Linked DNA regions of Homo sapiens: region 1 is linked to region 2. The links are chromatin loops, found by intact Hi-C in ENCODE. Cell type or tissue: IMR-90. All regions are shown on one strand. Each heading gives the region's core, and the rest is flanking DNA. Links, peaks and the distances in the headings are about the cores only.

Region 1 (8,486 bases), core at 126-8,125, 110 kb after region 2:
TCTGGAAAATACCTTGCCTTTGGGGAAGGGGGACTGTTTCATGTGTGGGTGGTGATGGCACCCTTGGGACTGGCCACCTGGCATCCTGGATGTGTTACTGTGAACGAAGAGAGCAGCAAGGCTAAATGTGCCAGCTATGACAATGCATACAAATGGTTAAAGCCTCTTATTGAACTGATGAAAACATTTATGCTGAGTGATCAGTAGTGAAAAACTAGAAGTACCTAAAATATTCAATAATAGGAGCTTGATTAAATAGATTTTGGTACTCTGGAGTATGATACTGGCCAAAAAAAATCTTTGAGAATTGTTAATGAAATGGAGATATGCTCATAATATAATGTTGAATGGAGAAAGCAGGATGCAATATGTGATATGATTTCAGGGGTGTTAGTAAAACTGAATGGAACAGAGTCCGCCAAAATGTTAACAGGGTTTAAATCTGGATTGTGGGATTGTGGGTGACTTTTATTTCCTTCTTTATCTTTCTGTGTTTGCTGCAATAAACAATATTACTTATATTACTTGCAATAAAAATATTATAAAAACAATATTACTTTTACAATAAGAAAAAAAAACCCATAAAAATTTACAAAAGGAGGCTGACACCACTTAATTCACAAGTGACACTATCTTAGTGGAGAGCCATTACTATTCCTTCCACAGTGATTTTTCTTACCATATCCAGAGGCACAGATCACCTGAATCATACCCTGCTCCCTCAAATATCCCATTTCTGCATGAGGATGGCATTTATTTATTTTTTTAAATTTTCTTTTTTTTTTTTTTGAGACGGAGTCTCTCGCTGTTGCCCGGGCCGGTGTGCAGTGGTGCAATCTCAGCTCACTGAAACCTCCACCTCCCAGATTCAAGCAATTCTCCTGCCTCAGCCTCCCGAGTAGCTGGGATTACAGGTGCCCGCCACCATACCTGGCTAATTTTTTTGTTGTTGTGTTTTTATTGGAGATGGAGTTTCACTATGTTGGCCAGGCTGGTCTCGAACTCCTGACCTCGCGATCCGCCTACCTCGGCCTCCCAAAGTGCTGGGATTACAGGTGTCAGCCACAGCGCCTGGCTGAGGGTGGCATTTATAAATGCAAAATAGAGTTAAAGGAAGAAAGGACCGGACGATCAAATACCTAGTAGGAAGAAGAAGGAGAAGCAGGAGGAGAAAATGAAGACAATTGTAGCTGAGTGACCCATGATTACTGGGGGAGCTATTTTCATTCCAGTGATTGGAAGGGGCTGCAGTGAGTCATTCACACTCCCTCACCCTCACCACTTGGGAATTATGGCATATATATATTTGTGGGGTGGTTGGGCAGAATTAGGTAGGATGCAATCTGTGGTCAGAGAACAGAAGCAGTTTGACTGACCAAGGAACTGAACTAATCATCATAAAAAATGAAACCCCAGAGTGTTTATAAAGTACGTTTTCCTGTTTTATTTCACCATCTCAACAACCCCATGGGGTAGATAGTATTATCTCTATTTTGGTAACAAGGAGGCTAAGGTCAGAGATGCTAAGAATTTTGTCCAAGTTGCATAGCTCCTAGCAGGATTTGGACTTTTGGCTGGCCGTCCAAATGTCGAGTTTTGATCACACCCCTTGTGACCATCACTGTACCAGATGGTGTTCTGGCCACTGAAAAACACTGGTGGCCTGATCCTGAAAGCCTTAGGGTCACCATTTGGGCTGTGGTTCTAACACCTTTTCCTGGAATTCCTTGCTGGTGAACTCCTCTTCTTTCTAGAAGATTCCCTGGGTTAGCACCACACATTAGCAGAACATATGAGCCAAATGGCTTTCCCAGCCTTTTTTTTTTAAGCAAAAGGGGAATTCAAGCTCGGCATGGTGCCTCATGCCTACAATCCCAGCACTTTGGGAGGCTGAGATGGGTGGACTGCTTGAGCCTGGGAGATCAAGACCAGCTTGGGCAACATGATGAAACCCTGCCTCTACAAAAAATACAGAAATTAGCCAGGCCTGGTGGCATGTGCCTGTAGTTCCAACTACTTGGGAGGCTGAGGTGGGAGGATCACTCGAGCCCAGGAGGTTGAGGCGGCAAATGAGCTGAGATCATGCCACTGCTCTCCAGCCTGCGTGACAGAGTGAGAGTCTGTCTCAAAAAAAGAGGTAGGAGAGAATTCAATGGGTAAGATAACAGAAATCTGAAGAATAATATATGCTTCAGGCACATCCAGGGATTCAATAATGTCATCAGCTCTGATGTTGCTTCAGTCTATATGCAGATTCGTGTCCAGTAGCAGGCAGATGGATACAGAAAGCCCCAGGGTACCATTCTCCTGACTTGACAGTGCTGGCCTAAAATCAGCATCTTCCCCAACAGTGCTGGTGAAAAAGTCCCAGGGAAGGTTCTGATTGGCCAGGATGGGTCATGTGACCACTCCTGTGGCCACAAGGGCAGGTCTGCCCTACCTCACACATGCAAATGGGTATCCCCAGGGAAAGAGGGGTGTTCTCACCAAACAAAAACAGATGTCTATCAACAATTGAAGCTTTAAATATAGTTCTATTTCTTGACTCATCTTCTTTGGACATATTTGTTGCCTCTCTGCTGAGAAAGTTGAGGAATTGAGCACACTTTATTGCCTTCCAACTCTCCTGTCCCTTGCTGAATTTTGCAGTTACAGACATTATTCTTATTTCTTCTACAGATTGCCTTTTTAAGTTTTAATAACCTACTATCTATTTCTTGATTTATTTCTTTTGGATTGTAAGTATTGATCTCTGCTATGAAAAATAAAGAAGTCCATGTACTTACACTTTCTTCTGTGTTTCCCATCTGCACCCAATTCTTGTTAAATAATTATTCTTACATTGTCAAGGTTCATAACATTTATATTCACTCTGTTACCATAATGGTCTTTCATGATTTCTCCATAGGTTATTTCTAAAATTTTAAGCCCAATAAAAATATCATTTATATATTTTAGATTGTGGAAATACTCACTGCAGAACCAAGTGATGTGATTAGGCCTGTAGAGATGAGAATGTAATCAATTCTATGTCTGGAAACCCTTACTGCTCAAAGGGAATGTTCTAAACATCAGGGTCAGCAGATTCTCTTATAATTTGGTTTGCACTTTCCTTGATCTTAACTTATCCTTAGATATCATTATTTCCTGTGTCTACTCTTTTTCTCTTTAATGCCAAACTTACCATTTTAATGATTTTAAAGTGTATAAATCAGTGGTGTTAAGCGCATTCATAATATCATGCACTCATCGCTGCTGTCTAGTTCCAGAATTTTTTCCTTACCCTAAAAGGAAACCTTCCATCTATTAAGCAGTCACCCCTCATTCCTCCCTCTCACCACCCCCAGCAACTACTAATCTGCTTTCTATCTCTGTGGATTTGCTTGTTGTGGACATTTAATATAAAGGGAATCATATAACATGTGGCCTTTTGTGTCTGGCTTCTTCATGTAACAAAATGTTTTTAAGGTTCATCCATGTTGTAGCATGTATGGGTGCGTCATTCCTTGTTCACAGCTGAATGATATTCCATTGTATGGATGCACCATATTTTATTTATCCTGTCATCAATTGATGGATATTTGGGTTGTTTCCACCTTTTGGCTATGGTGAATAGTGTTGCTGTGAACATTTGTGTATCAATATTTGTTTGAGTTTCTGCTTTCAATTCTTTTTACTTTTTTTTTTTTTGAGACAGGGTCTTACCCTGTCACCCAGGCTGGAATGCAGTGGTGCAATCACAGCTCACTACAGCCTCGACCTCCTGGACTCAGGTGATTCTCCCACTTCAGCCTCCCAGGTAGCTGGGACTACAGGCCATGCCCAACTATTTTTTTGTATTTTTTTTTTTTTTTTTTTGAGACGGAGTCTCGCTCTGTCGCCCAGGCCGGACTGCGGACTGCAGTGGCGCAATCTCGGCTCACTGCAAGCTCCGCTTCCCGGGTTCACGCCATTCTCCTGCCTCAGCCTCCCGAGTAGCTGGGACTACAGGCGCCCGCCACCATGCCCGGCTAATTTTTTTTTTGTATTTTTAGTAGAGACGGGGTTTCACCTTGTTAGCCAGGATGGTCTCGATCTCCTGACCTCATGATCCACCCGCCTTGGCCTCCCAAAGTGCTGGGATTACAGGCGTGAGCCACTGTGCCCAGCCTGCTTTCAGTTATTTTGGGTAGATGCTTAGGAGTGAAATTGTTAGATCGTATGGTAATTCTATGCTTAATTTGTTGATGAACCACCGAACTGTTTTCCAAACTGTGGAACTATAGAACCCTGGGTAAAACTGCTTTTCTTTGGAATTTAGAAGCTGTGGGAGGCTCAATGGTTCCCCTAAAATATCCAGGTCCTAATTCCTGGAATCTGTGAACATTATATGGCAAAGGGGACTTTGTAGATGTGATTATGGAACTTGAGAGGGAGAGATTATCCTGGACTATTCAGGAGGGCCCTAAATGTAATCCCAAGAGTCCTTCCTAGAGGGAGGTAGAGGGAGATTCATCTAGAGAGGAAGAAGATGATGTGACTACTGAAGCAATGTTCTGTGCTCCTGCTGGCTTTGAAGCAGGAAGAGGCCGGGAGCCAAGGAATGTAAGGAATGCAGCTCTAGAAGCTGGAAAAGGCCAGGAAACCAAGCGGAGTGTCCTTTGGAGCCTCTGGACGGTGTGCAGTCGGACAGCTTGGTTTCTGTCTAATGAAACTCATTTCAGGCTTCTCACCTCCAGAACTGTAAGAGAGTAAATCTGTGTTGTTTTAAGCCATTAAGTCTGTGGTCATTGATTACAGCAGCGCTAGGCATTTAAGATAGAGGCCTTGCTATTTCCTACAGCATTCGGTAGGGTGGATAACTTTGGTAGGCAGTGTTTTTGCTCTCCAGAAGCGTTTAAAATTTTCTCTCTTTTTTTTTTTTTTTGAGGTGGAGTCTCGCTCTTGTTGCCCAGGCTGGAGTGCAGTGGCGTGATCTCAGCTCACTGCAATTCCCACCTCCCAGGTTCAAACAATTATCCTGCCTCGCCTCCCAAGTGGCTGGGATTACAGGCACCTGCCACCACGCCTGGCTAATTTTTCTTTTTTGTAGTAGAGACGGGGTTTCACCATGTTGGCCAGGCTGATCTGAAACTCCTGACCTCAAGTCATCCGCCTGCCTTGGCCTCCCAAAGTGTTGGGATTACAGGCATGAGCCCAGTGTGCCTGGTACAAAATTTCTTGCTTATCTTTGGAATGCCAAAAATCTCACCTAGAGCTGCATCTTTCTCATTCATCCTGCTTGGCGTTAGTGCCTTCTGTTCTCTAAGGCTGCAGGTATCCCCAGCATCCCAAATGCAGCCCCTTGACAAATCTCCTGATGACATCCCCATCCCTGAGGCCAGCACAGCTGTTGGCATTAGTGACTTGGAGCCTGGACCTTCTTTTAGCCTCTCTGGAAGTCGCAGGGTAAGTTCTGCTGTCTTGGATCGTGGTTTGCTCAGCTTTCCCCTGTCAATTCGTTGGTGCGTTTTTACTTATTTTTTTACTTCAAACATTTTAAAACAGATACAAAAGCAGAGACTAGCATGGTGAAATCCCAGATGCCCATGATCCAGTTTCAACAGTGATATGGTTTGGATCTGTGTCCCCACCCAAATCTCATGTTGAATTGTAATCCCCAGTGTTGGAGATGGGGCCTGCTGGGAGGTGATTGAATCATGGGGACAGATTTCCCTGTTGGTGCTGTTCTTGTGATAGTGAGAGTGAGTTCTCATGAGATGTGGTCATTTAAAAGTGTGTGAACCTCCCCCTCTTCTCTCTCTCCTTTCTGCTCAGGCCCTGTGAGATGAGCCTGCTTCCCCTTTGCCTTCCACCACAATTGTAAGTTTCCTGAGGCCTCCCCAGAAGCAGAAGTCGCTATGATTCCCTATACAGCTTGAAGAACCATGAGCCAATTCAACCTCTTTTCTTTTCTTTTTTATTATTTTAAATTCTGGGGTACAAGTGCAGAATGTGCAGGTTTGTTACATAGGTAAATGTGTGCCACGGTGGTTTGCTGCACCTATTGACCTGTCACCTAAGTGTTAAGCCCAACACACGTTAGCTATTTTTCCTGAACTTCGCCCTCTCCCCACTTCTCCCCTCTTCTGACAGGCCCCAGTATGTGTTGTTCCTCTCCCTGTGTCCATGTGTTCTCATCGTTCAGCTCCCACTTATGAGTGAGAACATGTGGTGTTTGGTTTTCTGTTCCTGTGTTAGTTTGCTAAGGATAGTGGCTTCCAGCTCCATCCATGTCTCTGCAAAGGACATGATCTCATTCTTTTTTATGGCTGCATAGTATTCCATGGTGTTTATGTACCACATTCTCTTTATCCAATCTATCACTGATGGATATTTAGGTTGACTCCACATCTTTGCTATTGTGGATAGTGGTGCAATAAACATACACATACATGCATATATATATATATATATTTTTTTTTTTTTTTTTTTTTTTTTCTTTTTTGAGATGGAGTCTCGCTCTGTCACCCAGGCTGGAGTGCAGTGGCGTGGTCTTGACTCACTGCCAGCTCCGCCTCCCGGGTTCACGCCATTCTCCTGCCTCAGTCTCCCGAGTAGCAGGGACTACAGGCGCCCACCACCACGCCCGGCTAATTTTTTGTAATTTCAGTAGAGACGGGGATTCACCATGTTAGCCAGGATGGTCTTGATCTCCTGACCTCGTGATCCGCTCGCCTTAGCCTCCCAAAATTCTAGGATTAAAGGCGTGAGCCGCTGTGCCTGGCCACATATATCTTTATAATAGAATGATATATATACTTTTGGGTATATAACAGCTATCAATATTCCTCTCTACTTGCCTTACTTCCCCTGATTTCTTTTCCTTTTTCTCTTTGTGAAATTAGTGCTCTCCCCACCACCATTAAATATTGAGAAGTGATTCTACATGTTAGAACATGTAGAATATTGAGAAGTGATTCTCAATATTTAATGTGCTAACGAATCACCTGAGGATCTCATTAAATTCCAAATTCTGATTTGGTAATTCTGGGGTAAAATCTGAGCATTTGCATTTCTAACAAGCTCCCAGGTGAAATTGTTTCTGCTAGTCCCCAGGGATGCACTTGAGTAACAAATTCTAGACCCCATGTAATTTCACCCCATACAGCCCAGCCTGTGCTGCTATAAAACATGTAGAATTGGTGCACCTTTAAAATAATCAAATATGCATGCATACATTTTCTTTGTTTATGTGTTGTTCTGTTTTTTTTTTCTTCTGTTAAATTATATACGTTCCTCAAAGGCAGGAACTTTGCTGGTTCTTGTCCCTCTGTATCCTAACCATCTGGTATGGATCACCTTCCTCACTCTGAGAAGATTAAGAATTGCTTCTCTTACTGACCACAAATCAATCTCTCTCTCTCTTTCTCTCTCTCTCTCCCTCTCTCCCCCCTAATCATTGCCTTGCCCAAGCCTCTGCTAGTTCTGTTCTGATAAGATCTCAAGCACTAGAGCAAAGTAGGGAGGTCACAGTGCAGTGCAGGGAGCTTTGGTGTAGGAGGCAGAGGCCTGGGATCTGGCTGTCAGCAGTCGCCTCTCTTAGCTGCTATTGGTGGTGCTTCAAATGTGCTTGACTTTGGAGTCGGCTACTCTCAGTTTCCTCTCCTCACTGCAGGATCCAGGCTGACCACACTTTCTTTGGTCTTTGCCTCAACAGCTAAGGAGAGGGAGGGCTCAAGAAGAGAGCTGCCTCTGTCCCCAGGGAGATGAGAACTATCTCCTAGGAATTAGCTGTGCAAATCCAGACCTGAAAAAGGACAGCAAATGTCACCTTTTCATTCCCCTGCATGATTAGAGCATTCAGTTAGGTCCCATCTAGGACTCAATGGCCCATCTATAAGGCTGTAGTAGGTCTGTGGAAGGTGCAGAAGACAGATCCGGTCCCTGCCCTTGAAGCACTTCCACCTAGACTGTCTTAGTCAGAGGGCTGCTATAACACACTACCAACTGTGAGGCTTAAACAACAGATGTTTAGATGTTTATTTCTCACAGTTCTGCAGGCTGAGGAATCCAAGATCAAGGTGCTGGCCAATTCAGTTCCTGGTAAGTGCTCTCTTCCTAGCTTATAGATAGCTGTCTTCTCGCCATATCATCACATGGCAGAGAGAGAGAGGGGCATGGGTCTCTTCCTCTTCTTATAAAAACATGAATTTGGCCAGGTGCAATGGCTCATGCCTGTAATCCCAGCACTTTGGGAGGCCAAGGTGGGAGGACTGCTTGAACCCCAGAATTCGAGAACCAGCCTGGGCAACATAGCAAAACTCCATTTCTACAAAAAGAAAAAAAAAAAAAGCCAGGTATAGTGGCATGCCTGTAATCCCAGCTGCTTGGGAGGTTGAGGTATGATATGGTTTGACTCTGTATCCCCACCCAAATCTCACCTTGAATTGCAATCCCCATAATCCCCATAATCAAGGGCAGGACCAGGTGGAAGTAATTGGATCATGGGGATGGTTTCCCCCATG
Region 2 (8,486 bases), core at 405-8,404:
ATGGGGCATGATTCAACGCAGGGGAATAGGTGATTGATGAAATGGGACCCAAATGGCTTCAAAGAGTTCATTTATTTAACATGGGTAAGCAATTTGCTTCTAGGAAGACTTTGACTCAGTCTGACTTCCATTATGCAAAATATCCCCAGGAATCTCTTCTCTTAAGATTCATATCGGTCTCTGAGTTCCCCTCTTACCTACTTAATCATCAGTTTAGCAAGTATTTGTGGCAGCGTTTGATTTGTGCCAGACACTGTGCCTGGCTCAGGACACTGCTGCTTGCCAGGAGCCCTCAGCCTTGTAAACAGGTGGCTGACACGCCAGCTCTGGGGGCTGGAGGAGGGCATCTTTATCAGTCAAAGAAGGGCTTGCTGATGAGGTTTGGCCGGAGCAGATCCTGTGAAGTGCCCTGGAGTGTGCCAGTGGATAGTGGTAAATGACAGCACTGGGTCTCAGGGGATAGGCATTCCCCCTGGGACTCTGATGGAGGGATTTCCCAGTTCCACTGAGTTGGAAGGGTAGGAGGAAGGGAGGAGGGCAGGAGCTGAGGAGAATGGTGGCCTGAAAATTCCGAGGAATCTTTGGAATAGCTGCCAGAAAGAAGAAAAGAGCCTGAACTGATATCCAGGCCCTGGTGTGGCAGGCAGTGGGCTGTCCTCCTCTAGGACTAAGAGCCAGCCTGCAGAGGTCCTGTTAAGATACTGGGTCCCACATACATACATTCCTGGAGTCTCTGTGCCATCCATCAGAAATCCATATTTATTGTTTTTTTTCCCCAACCTTTCTTGGTTGGCTTTGAAGTTACATACTTAAGCACAAATTCTGACTGTAGCAGTTACTAGCTTAGTGGACTCAAACAAGTTACTTCTGCTCTCAGAGAGTCAGTTTCATCATCTGAAAAATGGGAAGTTCCCTGGAATGCTGTGGCAACTAGAGATGATATGTTGGTAGCTAGTATAGCACTTGGAGCATAAGAATAATAGTAACAGCTGACATATATCAAGTGTTTGCCTCAAGCCGGGCATCATTCTGAGAACTTTGTCTGGATTAACTCATTTAATCTCTTTAACGCTCCAGGACATATGTAGAATTACTACCACTACTTAGAGGTAAGAATATTGACATACAGGCCCGGCACGGTGGCTCACGCCTGTAATCCCAGCACTTTGGGAGGCCCAGGTGGGCGGATTGCCTGAGCTCAGGAGTTCGCAACCATCCTGGGCAACACGGTGAAACCCCGTCTCTACTAAAATACAAAAAATTAGCCGAGTGTGGCGGTGTGCGCCTGTGGTCCCAACTACTTGGGAGGCTAAGGCAGGAGAATTGCTTGAACCTGGGAGGTGGAGGTTGCATTGAGCAGAGAGTGCGTCACTGCACTCTAGCCTGGGAGACAGAGAGAGACTCCATCTCAAAAAAAAAAAAAGAAAAAAAAAAAAAAGAAAACAATATTGACATACAGAGAAGTTGAGTAACTTGTTCAAGGTCACATGGTTCATAAAGTCACACACTCTTAATCATCACTGCCTCTCATGTTAGGTGCTCAAGAAACAATAGATTTTCTTATTTTGTCACTGGCTTTTCTTATTTTATTTGGCTGACCTTTATGTGGCTGACAGTGATGATGTTACCCTTGCCAAGCACCCAGATGCATTATATTTAAGGCATCTATTATGGGGCAGTGATGGGTGGGCTGAAGAGCATGGGCCTTGAAGCCCACACCTGGCCTCACCATCCTGACCTTGACCATGAACAGCCTTGTGTGTCACAGTTTCCTCATCTCTAAAATGGGGAGTGTAGTAACACGTAAGCACATTGGGTCATTGTGAAGATTAAATGAGAAAATGCCTGGAAAGCACTTAGCATGGTGGCTGACACACTGGCCCTGGAGAGCCTCCTTGGTTTTCATGTCCTCTTTAAATCCTCCCCACTCTTCTCTGAGGTCCTCTGGCTGCACACGTGGTTGTGTGCAGGTGGGAGCTGAGAGAATCCCACATGATACTGTTGTTGTGTACAAAAGGCATTTGGGAACTCCTTGTGCCAGTGACATGTGGCATGATTTACAAAAGGGCCTGACATTTCCAGCAGTCTGGATGACTAACTTATCATGACCAGACTGGTGGTTTAGCATTTAAAAGCTTTAATTGGCAGGTGGTGCCTTGGCCTTGTTTTGTCAGGATTGGAAGCACAACAGTATTCTCCTGGATCAGGGCTTCTTCACCTTTCTTGCCCTCTGCATCCTTTTGGCAATCTACTGAAGCCAGAGACCCCTATCTTGAAAAAATGTTTAAATGCATACAATATATGTGTAGGATACTAAAGGAAACCAAATATTTTGAAATTAGGTTATCAAAATATAAAAAAATTATGCTATGGAAATGATGCTTCTTTATTAATATGTTAAATAGTAAGATATGGTGGTGAGTATAAGTAACTGCCGTAGCTATGAAGTAGTGATAAGAATGAATATTTTGAGATATCTGCAACATATACAAAATAACTATTTCTTTTGATGACAAAGTCAAGGTAATACTACTAGTATTACTATGGTTTGTAGCAATAGCAGTATTCCTTCAATTCATAATTGAAGGTAATGCTAAATTTCAGTTAGAGGTTAGTGGAAATAGGGATGTAATTTTTTTCCCTTGCTCATATTCCTACAGCCTGTAAATTTTAATCAAGTTGAAAACCCCTGTCGTAGGTGGTATGTCTTAGCTTTAGGAGAAAACACAAGTCAATATAAACTACAAAGGCTGTTTGCAGCCCCAATTTCTTGACGGACTGAACATCCGCCTCCAGCATTTAGAGAGCATTTAGTTGGTGCTAGGCATCATGCTGGATATTCTGTATGCATTAACTTTATTTTAACATTTTTTCTTATTTTGAAATAGTTTTAAATTTGTAGAAAAATACAAAAATAAAGGATTGTATTTTTTTCTGAGCCTTTTGAGAGAAAGTTGCCAATGTGAAGCCTTGTCCCCTCTGAATGTGCTAGTGTATATTTCTTGTAAACAGGAACATTCTCCTGTATAACCTCAGCCCAGCCACTACAACCAGGAAATTAGCCTGGACTGATTTCCTTCATTGCTACCTTCTAATCCTCAGACTCATTTGAATTTCATCAGTTGTCTCAATAACACCCTTTGTAGTGAAAGGATCCTATTCAGGATCATGCCTTGCATTTAATAGTCTTGATTCTTTAGTCTTTAGTTTGGAACAGTTCTAAAATCTTTCCTTGACTTTCATAACCTTGACACTTTTGAAGTGCCTGGGCCAGTTATACCATAGAATGTCCCTTCAGTTTGGGTTGTTTGTCTGGTGTTTTCTTGCTGATTAGATTCAGTTTATGCATCTTTGGCAGGAATATCACAGTAGCGATGCTATGTTCTTCTCATTGTGTCCTGTCTGATGGTACACAGTTGGATTTGCCCCATTACTGGCCATGCTAACTTTGATAACTTTATCAAGATAGTGTCTGCCAGGTGTCTTGACTGTCTAGTTATGCTTTTTTCCCTTTGTATTTAATAAGTATTTTGGGGGAGGTGTTTTGAGTCTATGTAAACATCTTGACTTTTACCTACTAGTTTTAGCATCCTTTTGTGTTTCTTGGCTGAATTATTTATTACTGTGATGGTTGGCGAAGGGTGATTTTTCTAATTCCATTATTCTTTTTACATTTATTAGTCATCATCATTTTTCTATAAAGAAAAACCTACTCTTTTTCCCTCCTATTCATATCAATATGGATTTATGAATTCCTGTTTTATTTGGTGGGTTATAATCTGTTACTATCAGTTATTATCAGTGGGTTATAAACCATTACTCATTATTTCAATGCTCAAATCATCCCAGATTTGGCTTGTGGGAGCCTTTCCAAACTGGGTCTGTGTGTCCTTTTGACAACATTCCATCATTATTTAAGCATTTCTTTAAAAATTTTTTCAGCTTTGAGTTATAATTGACAAATTAAAATTGCATGTATTTAAGGTACACTAGATATTTGGATATATATATACATTGTGAAATGATCACCATAATCAAATTAATTGGCATATCGATCATCTCACATTGTTACCTTTTTTTGTGTGATGAAAAAACCTAAAATCTACCCTCCTGGCACATTTCAAGTGTAAAATACAGTATTTTTTGTTTGTTTGTTTGTTATTTCAGGGTCTTGCTCTGTTGCCCAGGCTTCAGTGCAGTGGTATGATCCTAGCTCATTGCAGTCTCAAACTTCTGGGCTCAAGGGATCCTCCTGTCTTAGCCTCCCAAATAGCTGGGACTATAGGTGCATGCCACCATATCCAGCGAATGTTTTTATCTTTTACTTTTTTGTAGAGGCGGGGGTCTCACTATGTTGCCCAGGCTGGTCTTGAACTCCGGGCCTCAAGTGATTTTCCCGCCTTGGCCTCCCACAGAGCTGGGATTATAGGTGTGAGCCGCTGTGCCTGGCCAGGGTATTGTTACATATAGTCATCATGCTGTATATTACATCTCTGGAATTTATTCATCTTGCGTAACTAAAACTTTGTTCCCTTTCACCAACATCTCCCATATCCTCATCCCTCCAGCCCCTGGCAACCACTGTTCTATAAGCACTTCCTCATTTTTTGGCACAATAAAATGCTATACACATATCTTTTATTGTTCCTGATTTTCCTTGTCCTAATACGGGAATCAGCCATTTCTCCAGGTATCCCTGGTTCCTTACAGTATGCAATTTATCTTTCATCTGCTCTGTAACTCCATAAGGCAGTGGTAATTGTCCACCAGTTTTACAGGTGAGAATACCAAGGCTCCTAGTAAGTAACTTCCCAGAGTCTCAGAACTGGTAGGTGGCAGAACCAAATTTTGAACATTAAAAAATTTCACATTTGTGAATGTGAATTCATAAAATGACATCCACATTTCATAAATGAGGAGACTGAAGCTCATAGAGTTTTGTTAAGCTACTTACCCAAGATCATACCTCCAGTAAGTGGCAGAGATCCAACTCAGATTTCTTCATCATCACTGTGTTCTGGATGCCTCCCAAGAATACCTCAGTTGACCTCTTCTACTTGACTGTAACTAAATCCCTAGTCCCCAGTACTTGCCAGGTTTTGGTTTGTGAATTTCTCTTCTTTGGAGCAACAGTGAATATGGAAAGATATTTTTTTTGTAGTGTTTTAAAAACGATGAACAGCAGCTCTGAGGGATGACAGACTCATGATGGGCTAATCCCATAGCTGGTGCGTCTTCCTAGCAGCTGTTGGAAGCAGTATTGGAAGCTCAGCTCTCTGCTTTGTTCTGGGATGAGTGATGGGCAGTCATTCCCCACTCCTCCTGAAGGTGGTGCTCTCTGACTGTGGCCTGAGCCAGAGCCAGGCACAGGGCCTCTCTCACCTTCGTTTGATTTTAAAAACTGGGACTAGCTACATATGTTTGCATAATATAAGGATGTACTCTTTCAAAATTCTTTCCTTAATGTCAAATGCCCATTGTCATTTCCAGGAAAAGAAACAATCATCAGACTATGAAGAGCTGATTCAGGTCTTAAAGAAAGAGCAGGACATCTATACCCATCTGGTCAAATCTCTGCAGGAATCAGACAGGTAAGCGTTTCTGTCTGGACATCACACATGTGAATGCGAACACACACACATGCACGCGCATACACGCACACACCCTTTCAATCAGTGCTGATCTCTAAGGCAGCAAAGCCCTGCCAGTTTGCTTATGGAGCTTATAAAGCTTGGGTGGCGACTGCCCTATTTGATAGTCACATATACCTGTTTTCTATCAAGAATTGTCTGATTTTTGGCAACAAAATTGATTACTCAGGTTTTAAAATCATGATTACTCAGGTTTTAAAAATACTTTATTATATATTTAGAAAGTGCTTCTATGTGTATTATCTCATATGATCCTCACAGCCTTTCTGTGAAGTAATAATAATGCTATCCCTGTGTTTTCTATAAGGTCATGAAAACTAAGATAGGGTAAGTGACTTGCTCAAAGTCACACAGATGTCAAGTGACAGAACCCTGGGACTCAAGCAAGTCTCCCTATCTCTGCAGAATTGCTGAAATGAGTTGCTGCCAGCAAGGTGTGGTGGGGAGAGCCAACTCTAGGATAGAGGCCTTGTTCTAGCCCTGACTCTCCCACTTTCTAGCTCTGTGTCCACAGGCAAGTGCTGCTCTGGGCCTCTGTCCATGTGTCTGTACACACAGGGTTGGCCTCAGGGACTTCTCAGAATTGAGAAGTCCTTTTTTTTTTTTTTTTTGAGATGGAGTCTTGCTCTGTTGCCCAGGCTGGAGTGCAGTGGCAGGATCTCGGCTCACTGCAACCTCCGCCTCCCGGGTTCAAGCGATTCTCCTGCCTCAGCCTCCCAAGTAGTTGGGACTACAGGCACATACCACCACGCCCGGCTAATTTTTTGCATTTTTAGTAGAGATGGTGTTTCACCATGTTAGCCAGGATGGTCTTGATCTCCTGACCTCAGGATCCACCCACCTCCGCCTCCCAAAGTGCTGGGATTACAAGTGTTGGTCACCTCTCTCTACACAGTGGGATGGGTACAGCTGAAAGGATATGATGTCTGGGATTCATTTCCAAACAGTGCAGAAGCTGAGGACGTGGGTGGGAATATCAAAAGAACAAGATTGGCCCTGGCTCTCTGATTGTTGGGGCTGGGGTATGTGTAGATGGGGGAGAGGTTCATTACAGTAGTTTTTTTTTTTTCCTTTTGTATATGTCTAAAATTTTCTATAATGAAAAGTTAAAAAAGAATCACCCCTCATTTCTCCCTCTCATATGTCCTCTGCTCTTACCATAGTGAGCTCTTTATCGTTCCCTGGGCTGTGTGTTCCTGCCTGTACCTTCACCTGTGTTTCCTACCCTTCTATTCCCAACCTTTCCCCTACTTTGTCTCCTCCCAGTCCTTTAGAATTTAGCTTGAATGTTACATTTGTCAGGCAGCCCAGCTAATCCCCAAAACAGTTGCCTCTCTGTGTTTCTGCCCTGCGTGGGGAGGTCACCTTCTGTAGCCGTCTGTGCCTGCTCTGCCTCCTCACCTGTGTTGGAGCTCCCTCAGGGCAGGGGTCCCACCTTACTGTCTCTGCTCCCCAGGGCCTGGTACAGAGTAGGCATTTGGGAAATGTTCTGTGCAGGAATGCCCCTCCCTGCCATGTTGATCTTCTAAATTATGAGATAATTTCCAGATTTTTTCATAGGAAATGAGTTTAGGGAAAATGAAAACATGCTGCTGAAATTCTGGGAGTAGGCGTCACTCTCTGAAAGTGAGTTTTTTCAAGAAACCTCAGCTGCTGGTCATTTTCACTTGGCAAGTGGTGTTGGGGGAGGTGGGCGGTGGGAGCGAGCAGTGGGGGGCACTGGGGGTTGAGTCGTGTGGAAACTCACAGAGGGAGTGGACACATTTCATTTCAATTGCGCAGCTTCTCTGGGTAGGAGCCAGGTTGATTCTGGGTACTGAGAGGCCTTGTGGGTGGATATGGTTGCTCCTGAGTCTTCTCAGCTTCATGAGGGGCTCCCAAGTTTCACAGGCTCTTTCTTAATGAATGAAAACTTGGATGGGACTGAGGCGGGTCAGGGCTAACTCGGACTAACAAAGACTAACCGGGACTAACAAGGTTTCTTAAAAGGCTTCCTGTTCATCTTCAGACTTGTAATACATTCAGTGGGAGACAGACCTAGGTCCACATCTCAGCTCTGCCACTCAGCAGCCCTGAGCTCTTGGGTAAGTAATTTCTCACCCTGAGCCTCAGTGTGTTTGTGAAATTGAGATTGGCTGGTCTGCCTACTTACCTACCTACTTAGATGTCTACCTGCTTTACAGGGTTGTGTTGAAACTAGAGAGGACACTGTGTAAAGACCTAATACTTCCTGGCATGTAGTAAGCACTCAGTAAATGGTAAGATTTCTTAAGAATAATGACAGCATGAAAAGCTTACATATGTCTCAATATTTCATCATGCATAAACTTAGTTTACAGGAGGTTTTTGAATCCTCAGACCTTGGCATATCCAGAGGGCAGAATGTGGGCTAAGGAAGGTAGAGCTCTCTTCTGTAACTCCAGCACTGTTCACTCTGGAAATTGACAGGAAAGGTGGATGACCCTGAAGACAGATGATGTACTGTGATTAAAACTGGAAAGGGAAGTCAAGAAGGGAGGAAACTCATTGTGAGCAAGAATGTGGCTGATCCTTTCACTTTTACTATTTATTCTTCACAGCAGCACTTAGAAGTTGGTGGATGATCCCCAAATTACAGAAGTGGAAATGTGCATTCTAAGACACCCGGTGTTCCGCAGTGAAGGATTATCAGTGCTTAGGTCGTCTTGGCTCCCAACCCAGGTTCTTGCTGATACACTCCCCATCTTGAGGACTAGCACAGTTTCCCTGTAACTCAGGATTTCTCAGCCTCAGCAGTATGAGGCTTTGAGGCTGGATAATTTTTTTGTCATGAGGGCATGTCCTGTGCTTTGTAAG

What was found. A loop is a pair of places that touch in the nucleus more often than their neighbours do. Peaks named below come from ENCODE experiments on the same cell type or tissue, not always from the same donor. Only the 100,000 strongest peaks of a DNase experiment are listed, where the experiment ranks them.
Region 1: it touches region 2 in a loop (6-fold over the local background); 3 of 110 quality-filtered maps call a loop at or near these places.

The regions. Positions count from the first base shown.
Region 1 is chr9:120,362,904-120,371,389 of GRCh38, reverse strand. It overlaps LOC105376253 (a long non-coding RNA gene), which reads left to right and starts at 4,535. Exons shown (of 3, transcript XR_002956934.2): 1 at 4,535-4,722. RefSeq lists a silencer at 2,333-2,533. In IMR-90, for the core only: a CTCF peak has its summit at 4,474; a DNase peak (open chromatin) is centred at 4,539; H3K27ac peaks cover 201 bases.
Region 2 is chr9:120,474,455-120,482,940 of GRCh38, reverse strand. It overlaps CDK5RAP2 (CDK5 regulatory subunit associated protein 2), which reads left to right. Exons shown (of 38, transcript NM_018249.6): 15 at 5,491-5,591. Among named protein-coding and RNA genes, the nearest start is that of CDK5RAP2, 100 kb to the left of the region's middle. In IMR-90, for the core only: a CTCF peak has its summit at 5,329 (motif pointing right); a DNase peak (open chromatin) is centred at 5,160; H3K27ac peaks cover 1,100 bases.